Linked DNA regions of Homo sapiens: region 1 is linked to region 2. Evidence: read pairs that join two places in POLR2A ChIA-PET (ENCODE). Cell type or tissue: MCF 10A. All regions are shown on one strand.

Region 1 (5,000 bases), 200 kb before region 2:
TCCCGCTGAGATGACACTGCACTCATGATGGAAGCCAGGGTGGGTGTGGGAGGAGCGTGATAGGGCACTCTGACTTGGCACCTGGCTCCCGCATTGTGCATCTTGAGACCGGGGCCCTGTCTTTCACTTCTGGGTGCCTGGTGCCTCACACAGTGCCTGACACCTGGCGGGTACTCAGTAAATCTTTTCAGTCGGTGCTGAATGGGAAGGTGGGTATGTGAGATGCCCTGGAAGGATTTTGATTTCCAACCACAGAAAGGCCCTGGGCCGAGAATGGGACTGTGAGACTTTATTTACTCAGAGAAAAGGGTCCTTTCCCTCGCCTCACCAATTGCTGCTTGAGGACCCCTCCCTGCTCTTTGATGGGTCCCAGGCAGGCAGGGGAGGCAGGAGGCAGGAGGCAGGCAGGGGAGGCAGGAGGCAGGAGGCAGGCAGGGGAGGCAGGAGGCAGGCAGGGGAGGCAGGAGGCAGGAGGCAGGCAGGGGAGGCAGGAGGCAGGAGGCAGGCAGGGGAGGCAGTGGCTCTCCTGCAGGCACAGTGACTGTTACTGGGGAGACTCTTCTTCCAACTGCAGCTGAAGGAAAACACCTGCAAGAGAAGGGTGAGTTGAGCTGCAAGAGCTGCACTGAGATGGCTGGAGCTTGATGGACACTCTGAGCATTTGGCTGCAAATTACCCATTACCTGGGTCCTGTCCTTTCGTTACAGGTTGGATAACTCATATATAGAAAAAAAAATCCTAGTTCTGCTCTCCCTTGCTTCATCTGTGTCCCTAGTAGGTGCCCTATCCCACCCCTAAAGAAGCTGGACCGCAGCTTGGGATGAATCATTGGCATCTTTTCTTCCTCCTGTTTGTTCTGGGGGTGGGTGGTGGTGGGACGGGGCCTGGGGCTGGGCTGGGGGCTCCTTTACCTGAGGACTTGGCATAAACTGTCTGCTGGTCTCTGCTGTGGGCGATGCAGGACATGTAAAGCTTCTGGTCCTCAATCTTGTCCAGTTCTACGTCCATTACAACCAGAGAGTCCACGGGGATCAAGCTGGGAGACGAGGCAGCTTAGCCCATCTCTCATGTGAACCCGGTTCCCCATCCCTTCACTCTCTGTGTCCTCTTCCCTCTCTTCATCCCTCCCGGCCTCGAGGACTCAGAAGTGGCCCTGGGCTCAGGGCCTTTTTGTCAGCTCCCAAAGTTGGACAGCAGAGGCTGTGTCCTGGCCAGGGACTAGAGGAATTGCTTGGGAGTGGGCTGGGGAAGGAGAGTGGCAGGCAGGGCTCCTACACCCCAGCTGCCGAGGATGGCCACTTCCAGGGATGAAAAGGTCTGTGACTTTGGCCAATGCCCCAGGGGCCCATACTTACTTTTTGAACCTGATGTTGAGACTTAGTGTGAACAGCCCCTCTCCAGCCAGGAAGGCAGTTTTAGAAAAGGTCTCGTCCATCATGGCTGCCAGGGACCCGCCGTGAGCAAACCTGGGGGTGGGGTAAGGTGAGGAGCAAGGCCTGGGCTGGGGCTGCTGGGCAGACCCCCTCAATGGGCCTTCCCTCCCTCCTGTGGTGATCCTACCTTTCCCTTTCCCTAGACCCTTCCAAACACAGACGTTCAGCCTCAGGGCAGCCAAATAGGAAAGAAGGAAACAGCTGCATCCCATCTGATCAAACCCGTCAAAATCAACTGAGCTTTTCTGTTTTGCTTCAGCATGCGTTTGCAGCCAATGATACAACATTTTATTTCATCAGGGAAATTGTTTTTTTCTGATAAAGTTAATAGAAAACATTTTTCTGGTTCATTACCTAATTGCTGGCAATAATTGCCATAATTTGGAAGGATGGGCATATACAGGAAATGAAAAAGTCCCTGAACTTTTTGACTCAGTCTTTGAGGCACAACCCTGGGCTGTTTCTCACCTTACCAGTCACTACAGCCAGTGCGGGGCCCACATCTCAAGATAAGTAAATGTGAAACATAACTTATGACCTATCAAGGGCTGGCATGACACACTTCTGAGCAGCGTTGCCACAGAAAGCAGAGCGCCTGCTTCAGCAGGCTCAATGCTGAAATTGAGCTGAAATGCTCAAATGCCGCAGACATTTGCTTTATTTAGAATGCATAGAATGGCCAGTCGCAGTGGCTCACGCCTGTAATCCCAGCACTTTGGGAGGCTGAGGTGGGCAGATCACTTGATGTCAGGAGTTCGAGACCAGCTTGGCCAGTATGGTGAAACTCCGTCTCTACTAAAAAATATAAAAATTAGACGGGTGTGGTGGCAAGCGCCTGTAACTCAGCTACTCGAGAGGCTGAGACATGAGAATCGATTGAACCCGGTGGGTGGAGGTTGCAGTGAGCTGAGATTGTGCCACTGCATTCCAGCCTGGGCAACAGATCAAGACTGTCTCAAAATTAAAAAAAAAAAAAAAAGCGTAAAATGTTCATTCTTGCTTTTGCAAGCTTTATGTCAGCTACTTCATGGTTGGCTAATTTGGGAAAATAGGCACCCATTTTAGAATTCAAATAACACCAAGCAGATTTGAGTTCCTGATTTTCAAAAGCACAGCCCATTCTCCACAGAGCCAGATCAGCTGTCCACACTGTACTGCCATGGGTTACCCTCCTGCTGCTGTGACCAGTGGCTTTTCCAGACCCTTCCCTCCCTGCTTCTTTAGTCTCTATCCACCCAGTTGGACTCCTTGTCCCACAGCTCACTACATGTTTGATCTTGAGCAAATTGCTAAACCTTTCTGAGCCTTAGTTTTTCCACCATGAATTTCACAATTCTGATCTCAGCAGATTAAATAAACAAATGTTTGCAAACATAATTTACACACTTCTTAGGCACTTCCCTGTCTGCCTCCCAAATTGCTTGAAAGAGAGTGAAAAGAGTTGGTGTCAAAGAACTCGAAACCAACTCTCTCCTCCTTGTCCTCACTGGCCAGCCTGGGGACCCATTGGCCAGTATGTGGATCTACAGAGTAGCTCTTGGCCAACGAGTAACTCCTCCTTCCCACTCCCCATGGTCTAGGGGCCTGGTGGATACTAATCTCTTCTCTAGACCCCCAACCCCTCAATCCACTGACTGGCCTTAGTGTTGGATGGTCCTCCTCTGCCTCTTTGGCCTCACTTCCATCAGCCCCTAAATAAAAGTCAGCCATGCTTCAGAAAGGAGGGAGTCCATGGCCTGGGCAGGGCTCTGAGCAATTCACTAGTATCTGCACAGCCTAGTGTGTGGAGCAGTGTCCCTGTGGAGGACTCCTTTGGGATGGCCAAGGTGACTGAGGGCTGCAGTTGGCATCCACAGCCTCTGGAGGCCCTGACATCTATTTAGCACTCTGGATTCTATTTAACCCCAGTTAAGCCCCTCTCAGGCTTCAGGACCCTAAAGCCACTCCTGCCCTCTCTTGTCTCTCCCTTGCAGGAGCTCCAGCACCACCTCCAGCCTTCAGTGACTGTCTGGAGCAGGCATCCGGATGGAAGAGAAGGGGGACAACCATGAACTTGGTGACCCACGGTCAGCCTGATTTCCCTTGTGGACACATTTATGCCCAGTGTGCATTCCTCCTGAGGTCTGTTCCAAGTCTGGAGGCAGCAGAGTAGAGTGGAGAGAACAGTGGACTTGGAATCTCACCTCCCAGATTAGAGTCCTGGATCTGACTTTGATTGCTGGTGCTGCCTCGGGCAAGTTACTTTAGCTGTGTGCATCTCCATTTCCCCATGGATAGAACATGGGTTTTGGGTAGAAGTGTCTGATAGCTGTACTGTGCTTTACGGTTCATGAGCACGCACACATAGGCCCATAATATCATATCTCTGGTCACCCTGGCAGGTAGATATTATTGCCCCAGGTTTCAGGTAAGAAGACTAAAGACCAGGGGTCAATTGCTTGCTCAGAGTCCCACAGCCAGCAGCAGCCAGGCAGGACACCAAGTCAGAGTCTAGATTCCGGATCTTGCCCTCTTCCAAGTGTACCACATTCTTCTCAAAGTGGCCTCTCAGGTCTTTTGTCCAGAAAATTTTGAGACTTTGATGAGAAGCCCATATCTGCACACTGGGGATTAGGCCAGATAACCCTGTGTGTCCTTCCAGGCCTGGTATTGTGAGGCTGAAGCCTAGTGCCCCACACTCCCTTCCTCACCCCTTAGAGAAAGATAGAGACTCCAGGGCCAGCCTGGTGGGTGCTGAACCTGCCCTGCTGAGCCAAGCCCAGGAGGCAGCCAAGGTCCTACCAGTGACCTTACCCTGGGGGCCCCTCCAGGTAGGAGCCTGGTTGGAAAAGACAGACCGACTTCTTCTGGGTTGGCTGGAAAAAGATGACATACTCAAAGCCTTGTCCTTCCACTTGGATGCACCTGGTGAAGATGCGACAGTCACCTTTGTCTGGGGAGAGATAGGCAGTGTTGCAGCCGGAGAAGGGAGGGTATGGTCAGGATGCAGCACCATTTGGTTGAGTCTTGCCTCTGGTACAAGATTAAGGAGAGAAAACCAGAGGACACCAGGTCCACCCCCAGGGAGCCTTCCCTCTGGGAGCAGAGGCACAGTTGCTGTCCTCACAGAGCCTTTCTGTCTAGGGCAGAAACATGCAGGAAGTGCCCTGGCTGAGAATGGAGATAGGATCAGGGCCAGGGCAAGACTTTAAGAGACCATAAGCATTGAAAATTGAAAATGTAATTACTCATGTAACTCACATATAATTCAAAAGAATAATAGTAAACAGTAAAATAAGAGCAGAAAAGTCCATCAAAGTTCTGATTTTTTTTTTCCAAGACAGCTACCACTACTACATCCTTTTTTGGAAGTATCAAATTCTTTGAAAAAAAATTATGTTGGTATTCCTGCTTTGTTTGTGCCATAAACCCAAGGGTAGTCTGTCCCCTGTACCACTCCTTCATCACTAGGCAGGAAGACAACATATATGAGTGAGAGAGACAGGGAGATACACATGCGTGCACACACGAGTGCACACACACACACAAGAAGGTGGAAGCTCTATCATTAGGATCCATTAGGATCAT
Region 2 (5,000 bases):
CTTGACTCAAATAGGGTTCAGTATTCATAAAATTATTATTTATTTTCTCCATAAAAGTAGGTCCCAGGACAGAGCAGTCTCCAGGGCTGATTGATTCAGCATCTTAGTGATGTCATCAGGGACAAGGCTCTTCAGTCTTTTTATCCCGTGATCCACATTTCCCTTGTAATCATAGGATGGCCACCAGAAGCAGGTGGCACATAAGGAGCATGTATTTCCTTGTTCAAGTGGGAGAAACTTCTTTTTCTCAAAAACCCTGAGCAAGCTTCTCTTGAGTCTCACTGCCCAAAACTGTTCAGTCCTGCCTAGCCCTGAACCAATTGTTGGCCAAAGGGATGAAATTACCTTAATTAGCTAAGATGAATTGTTTGGGGTGGGAGCTTGGTAGATTGTATTTTCCCCAAATGGGCAAAACAATATCTGCCTCCCACACGCTCTTACAAAGTGACCTTCACACTCTTTCTATCAAAAGGTAGGTTCTATATTTTTCCCCCTTGAACCTAGGTAGGCTTGTGACTGTTTCAGAAATAATGCTACATGATTTCTCAGACTTGATGTTAAAAGGTGAGATGATGTCTCCCTGGTTCTCCCTTGGGACACTCACTCATGGAAGCCATCCACCATGCTGTGAGGAAGCTCAAGTAGAAGAGAATCAAGAGCCAGCACCAAAGTGACAGCCACATGAGTGAGCTATCTTGGAAGTGGATCCTCCAGCCTCAGGGGAGCTAGTCCAGCTGATGCCATGTGATGCCAGGTATAGCATTTTTAATCTTTTATACCATATTTTTACTGTACCTTTCTATGTTTAGATACACAAATACCTACCATTGTGTTATAATTGCCTACAGTATTCAGTACAGTCACATGCTGCACAGCTTTGGAGCCTAGGAGCCACAGACTATACTATATAGCCTGGGCGTGTAGTAGGCTATACTATTTAGGTTTCTATGATGTTTCCACAATGACAAAATTTCTCAGAAAGTGTCTCTGTTGTTAAAAGACTGTTGTTTTGTTTGAGTATGTACACAGTATGGAGTCACACTGTATACACTCATCTGCCACTTGCTTTGTTTTCACTTAGTGATCTGTATACCAGTGCATATCTTTCTACTTTCTTCTTCTTCCTTTTTTTTTTTTTGAGACGGAGTATCGCTCTGGAGTATCGCGCTGGAGTGTAGTGGCATGATCTCAGCTCACTGCAACCTCCACTTCCCGGGTTCAAGCGATTCTCCTGCCTCAGACTGCTGAGTAGCTTGGACTACAGGCGTGTGTCACCACGCCCAGCTTATTTTCTTTGTATTTTTAATAGAGACAGAGTTTCACCACGTTGGCCAGGATGGTCTCGATCTCCTGGCCTTGTGATCCGTCCGCCTCAGCCTCCCAAAGTGCTGGGATTACAGGCGGGAGCCACTGTGCTCAGCCTCTACCTTCTTAACGACTACATAGTATTCTATAATACAGGTGGAATATCAAATATCTAATAGTAGGTTTTTTTTTTTTTTGAGGTGGGGTCTCACTCTCTCACCTAGGCTGGAGTGCAGTGGCACGATCTCGGGTCACTGCAACCTCTGCCTCCTAGGCTCAAGTGATCCTCCCATCTCAGCCTACGAGTAGCTGAGACCATAGGTGTGTGCCACAATACCTGGCTAATTTTTTGTATTTTTAGTAGAGACAGGGTTTCCCCATGTTGTCCAGGCTGGTCTCAAATTCCTGAGCTCAAGTGATCCGCCCGCCTCAGCCTCTTAAAGTGCTGGGATTACAGGTGTGAGCCACTGCACCCAGCCAAATAGTGGGTTCTTGATGAAAGACAATTAGATGGCATCATTTTTTCCCTAATCAATGATCCAGAAATCCTGTGTATGTCTGGGCATATCTGAGGAAAAACCCCTGAAAGTAGGCAGAATCAATGGTGTCCAGATTATGAACATTGAAAATGTTGACAGCTATCGCGAAATTGCCCCTCAAGGGTTAGTAATTTTTGATAGGGAAAGCCAGTTACCTCCCAAGTTTGTGAGTCAGCAAGAGACACAAAACATCAAAGCCAGGGCATTGAATGTTGTGGCAAGAGGCGGTTCTGGAGCTGTTGGCTTTGGAGGGGTCTCTGTTCTGGGGCTGGCTCCTTGTGCCTCATTTCCCAGCTGAGCCCATGGAACTCTCTCGCTCCAATCCGAGTCTCTGGGGCCTGGTAAAATTCCCCTCTGTGTTTAGTCACCTCTTGATTGGGAGCCAAAGCAGAAAACCAGTCAGCCCCACGAGCAGGAATTACCTGTTTCTCATCAACTCCACTTGCCAGAACGGTCTGTGACTTTCCAGTTACTTTTCAGGGCCTCTCCTTGTGTTTTGGTGGGTGTGTCTAGAGGAAGAGAGGAAAGCAAATGCCCTTCTAGAGCAAGTTGCCTTTTAAACGGCAAACTTGAAACAAATAAAGCAGGTTGAAGATCACAGTGTGTGCTGCTGGGCCTGTGGGGGCGCTGGGCAGCAGAAAGGCACACTCTGCCTGCAGCCTCGGGATCTGGTCGCCTGTGTGGGAGTAGGGAGGAGTCCTGACGTACCCTCTCTAAGACTGGCTGCTCTGCACCTCCCTCCAAGCCAGGCTGGCCAGTAAAGAAATCTAGCTGTGGACAGGAAACGAGTGGTTTTTGTGATCTGAGCAGAAAGGGCGTTTTAGGCCTGGAGCAGAGTGGAGGCCCTGAGCCACGGCCCAGGAAGTGACTCACCCACCCTGATGTCTGAGTTGCTGCTTCCTTTATCTTGCAGGAGGGCGTGGCGGTGGGTCCCTGGGCTGTGCCTGTGACTGGAGTGGCTAGAGGCTGCTGGCTCCTGGGTCTCAGTCAGGGTCCAGCCCCGGTCTCAGTCCTGCTACCTCAGCAGCCAGAACTCTGATTTAGAGATATGAACACCGCCTGTTACAGATATTTGGGGGAGATAGAAATGCCAGAAAACCCAGTCCCAGGAGCTGCTAGAGGGAAATACTGTTGTGGTGCCTCATTCCCTCCACCCACCTTCATTGCCCCACAATGCCCGAGGGTGGCAGTTCTGGTGACTTCACCAGCTGGTGGCAGGGGGAGGGAGGAGCTGGCTGGAGTTGCCATGGAGCGGCAGAGCCTGGTGGGCAGGGTGGGGCAGTGCCTCACAAAGGCCACCGAATTCTTAATCTCTTTCAGGTTTACTCAACTAATAAGTAACTTGTAGAGTTACAGGAATCATGTGAGGCCTTAACCCTCAGAATACCAGGAAAAATAATCACCTTTTACCATTTAGGTCCAATGGACGCTTTTAATTATCTATCTGTATCTGTCTATTTATCTATCATCTATCTTTTGATTCATCTTGTAAATAACTTGTAGAAGTAAGAATAGTAAAAAAAAAAACAAAAAAAAAACTGTATTAGAAATAATAGGCTGGGTGTGGTGGCTCACGCCTGTAATCCCAGAAATTTGGGATGCTGAAGTGGGTATATCACTTGAGGTCAGGAGTTCAAGACCAGCCTGGCCAACATGGTGAAATCCCAGCTCTACTAAAAATACAAAAATTAGGTAGGCATGGTGGTACACGTCTGTAATCCCAGCTACTCAGGAGGCAGAGGCAGGAGAATCGCTTGAACTTAGAAGGTGGAGGTTGCAGTGTGCTGAGGTCACGCCACTGCATTCCAGCCTGGAAGACAGAGCAAGACTCCATCTCAAAAAAAAAAAAAAAAAAAAAAAAACCAAAGAAAGAAAATAAAAAAAGAAATAATAAGAATTTAGATATAGCAAACCCAAATTTTTACTCCATATTTTCCTAGATTTGAAGCTACACACATATTTGCTTATTTTGTGTGTGTGTGTGTGTGTGTGTGTATTTTGATGCAGTTAACTGCTCATCAACTGTCATGCATGAACCTGGCACATATCCATTTTGTAAATAGCTGACTCCAGATTTCAAATACACCTGTAATAGGTTCTAGTTCAGCATTGCTTCTGTTTCTTCTTGCATCTGCGTTGTTCAAATGCAATACTTTAAAAAACTTTGATGGCTTATAATTTTGTTAAAGAGATGATGACCACCTTCTTTGTTCCATAATTGCGAAATATTTCATTTGTGGATTTACAAATATTAATTAAAATGGCCGATCCAGTGAATGCTTTTATGTCTGTGTTATCTATTTTTTTCTAATCACCCTGTTACACACACCTGTCTTTAGCATTAGTCCACTTATAAACTGTTATCAAGCAAATTTTAGTGCATAAACATTATAAGAGATGAAGAATAATATCATACCTTTTTAGCCAAATGGGATGATTCAGGTTCTTGCAAAATATTCTGTGATGCAGTTCTTCCTGTTGCACAACTAAACATGAGAACAGATTTTGGTTTTTACTGTTATGTGAGATCATGAAGCCTCAGCAACACGTTGTAATATAAGGAAAAATAAAGTGCTGCAGTAAACGGAAAACAATAACAACAACAGCGGTAAAACAAAGTCTCGCTCCCGTGGACATTACAATATGCACATGTACTTGTGTACATGTTGCAAAAATGTAGAAAATGTAGATAGAAAAAAAAAATAAAGCACCGACAATTTTATTATGCAGGTTAATTTTCCAGCTACGTTCTTCCTGACTTGCATTCTATGTGCATATAAACATTCAGATTTTACTCTAAAGTGGGATAAGACTTGATTATTTTAACATAACTATTTGTTATAAATACCTTTTTATGTCATTAAATATTCTTCTGTCTTGTCATTTTTAATGGTTTCATGGTGTAATTGGAATCTATTTTATCAGAGTGTTAAATTGACCAAGAGCATCCCGTACCTCACTGTGCAAGTGTCAACATTAAAAAATATCATGCTTGTTTAGGGTAGTGGTTGTCAAACTTTAGTGTGCACAAGTCTCACCTTGGGAGCTTGTTAACAGTTCAGGTCCCTGGACACCACACTCAGAGACTCTGATTCAGGAGGTCAAGAGTCTGCATGTTAATAATTCTCACTAACCAACAGGGGATTATGAGGGAGG

Evidence for each region. Peaks named below come from ENCODE experiments on the same cell type or tissue, not always from the same donor. Only the 100,000 strongest peaks of a DNase experiment are listed, where the experiment ranks them.
Region 1: POLR2A ChIA-PET joins it to region 2 with 5 read pairs; 3 of 35 experiments call an interaction of 5 or more read pairs at or near these places.

What each region holds. Positions count from the first base shown.
Region 1 is chr1:151,846,827-151,851,826 of GRCh38, forward strand. THEM5 (thioesterase superfamily member 5) reads right to left here. Exons shown (of 6, transcript NM_182578.4): 3 at 4,227-4,365; 4 at 1,356-1,466; 5 at 912-1,036; 6 at 275-588. The coding sequence ends at 545. It overlaps C2CD4D-AS1 (C2CD4D and THEM5 antisense RNA 1), which reads left to right. Exons shown (of 4, transcript NR_152846.1): 4 at 3,407-4,709. Among named protein-coding and RNA genes, the nearest start is that of THEM5, 4.4 kb to the right of the region's middle. RefSeq lists an enhancer at 1,098-1,865. In MCF 10A, no CTCF peak of the experiment used is centred here; no DNase peak of the experiment used is centred here.
Region 2 is chr1:152,045,556-152,050,555 of GRCh38, forward strand. LOC101927949 (a long non-coding RNA gene) reads right to left here and starts at 4,332. Exons shown (of 4, transcript XR_922147.2): 1 at 4,261-4,332; 2 at 2,718-2,879; 3 at 2,267-2,353; 4 at 1,734-2,182. RefSeq lists enhancers at 1,967-3,166, 2,539-2,858, 4,045-4,606. In MCF 10A, a CTCF peak has its summit at 2,461; DNase peaks (open chromatin) are centred at 2,256, 2,626, 3,026, 4,316 and 1 weaker place.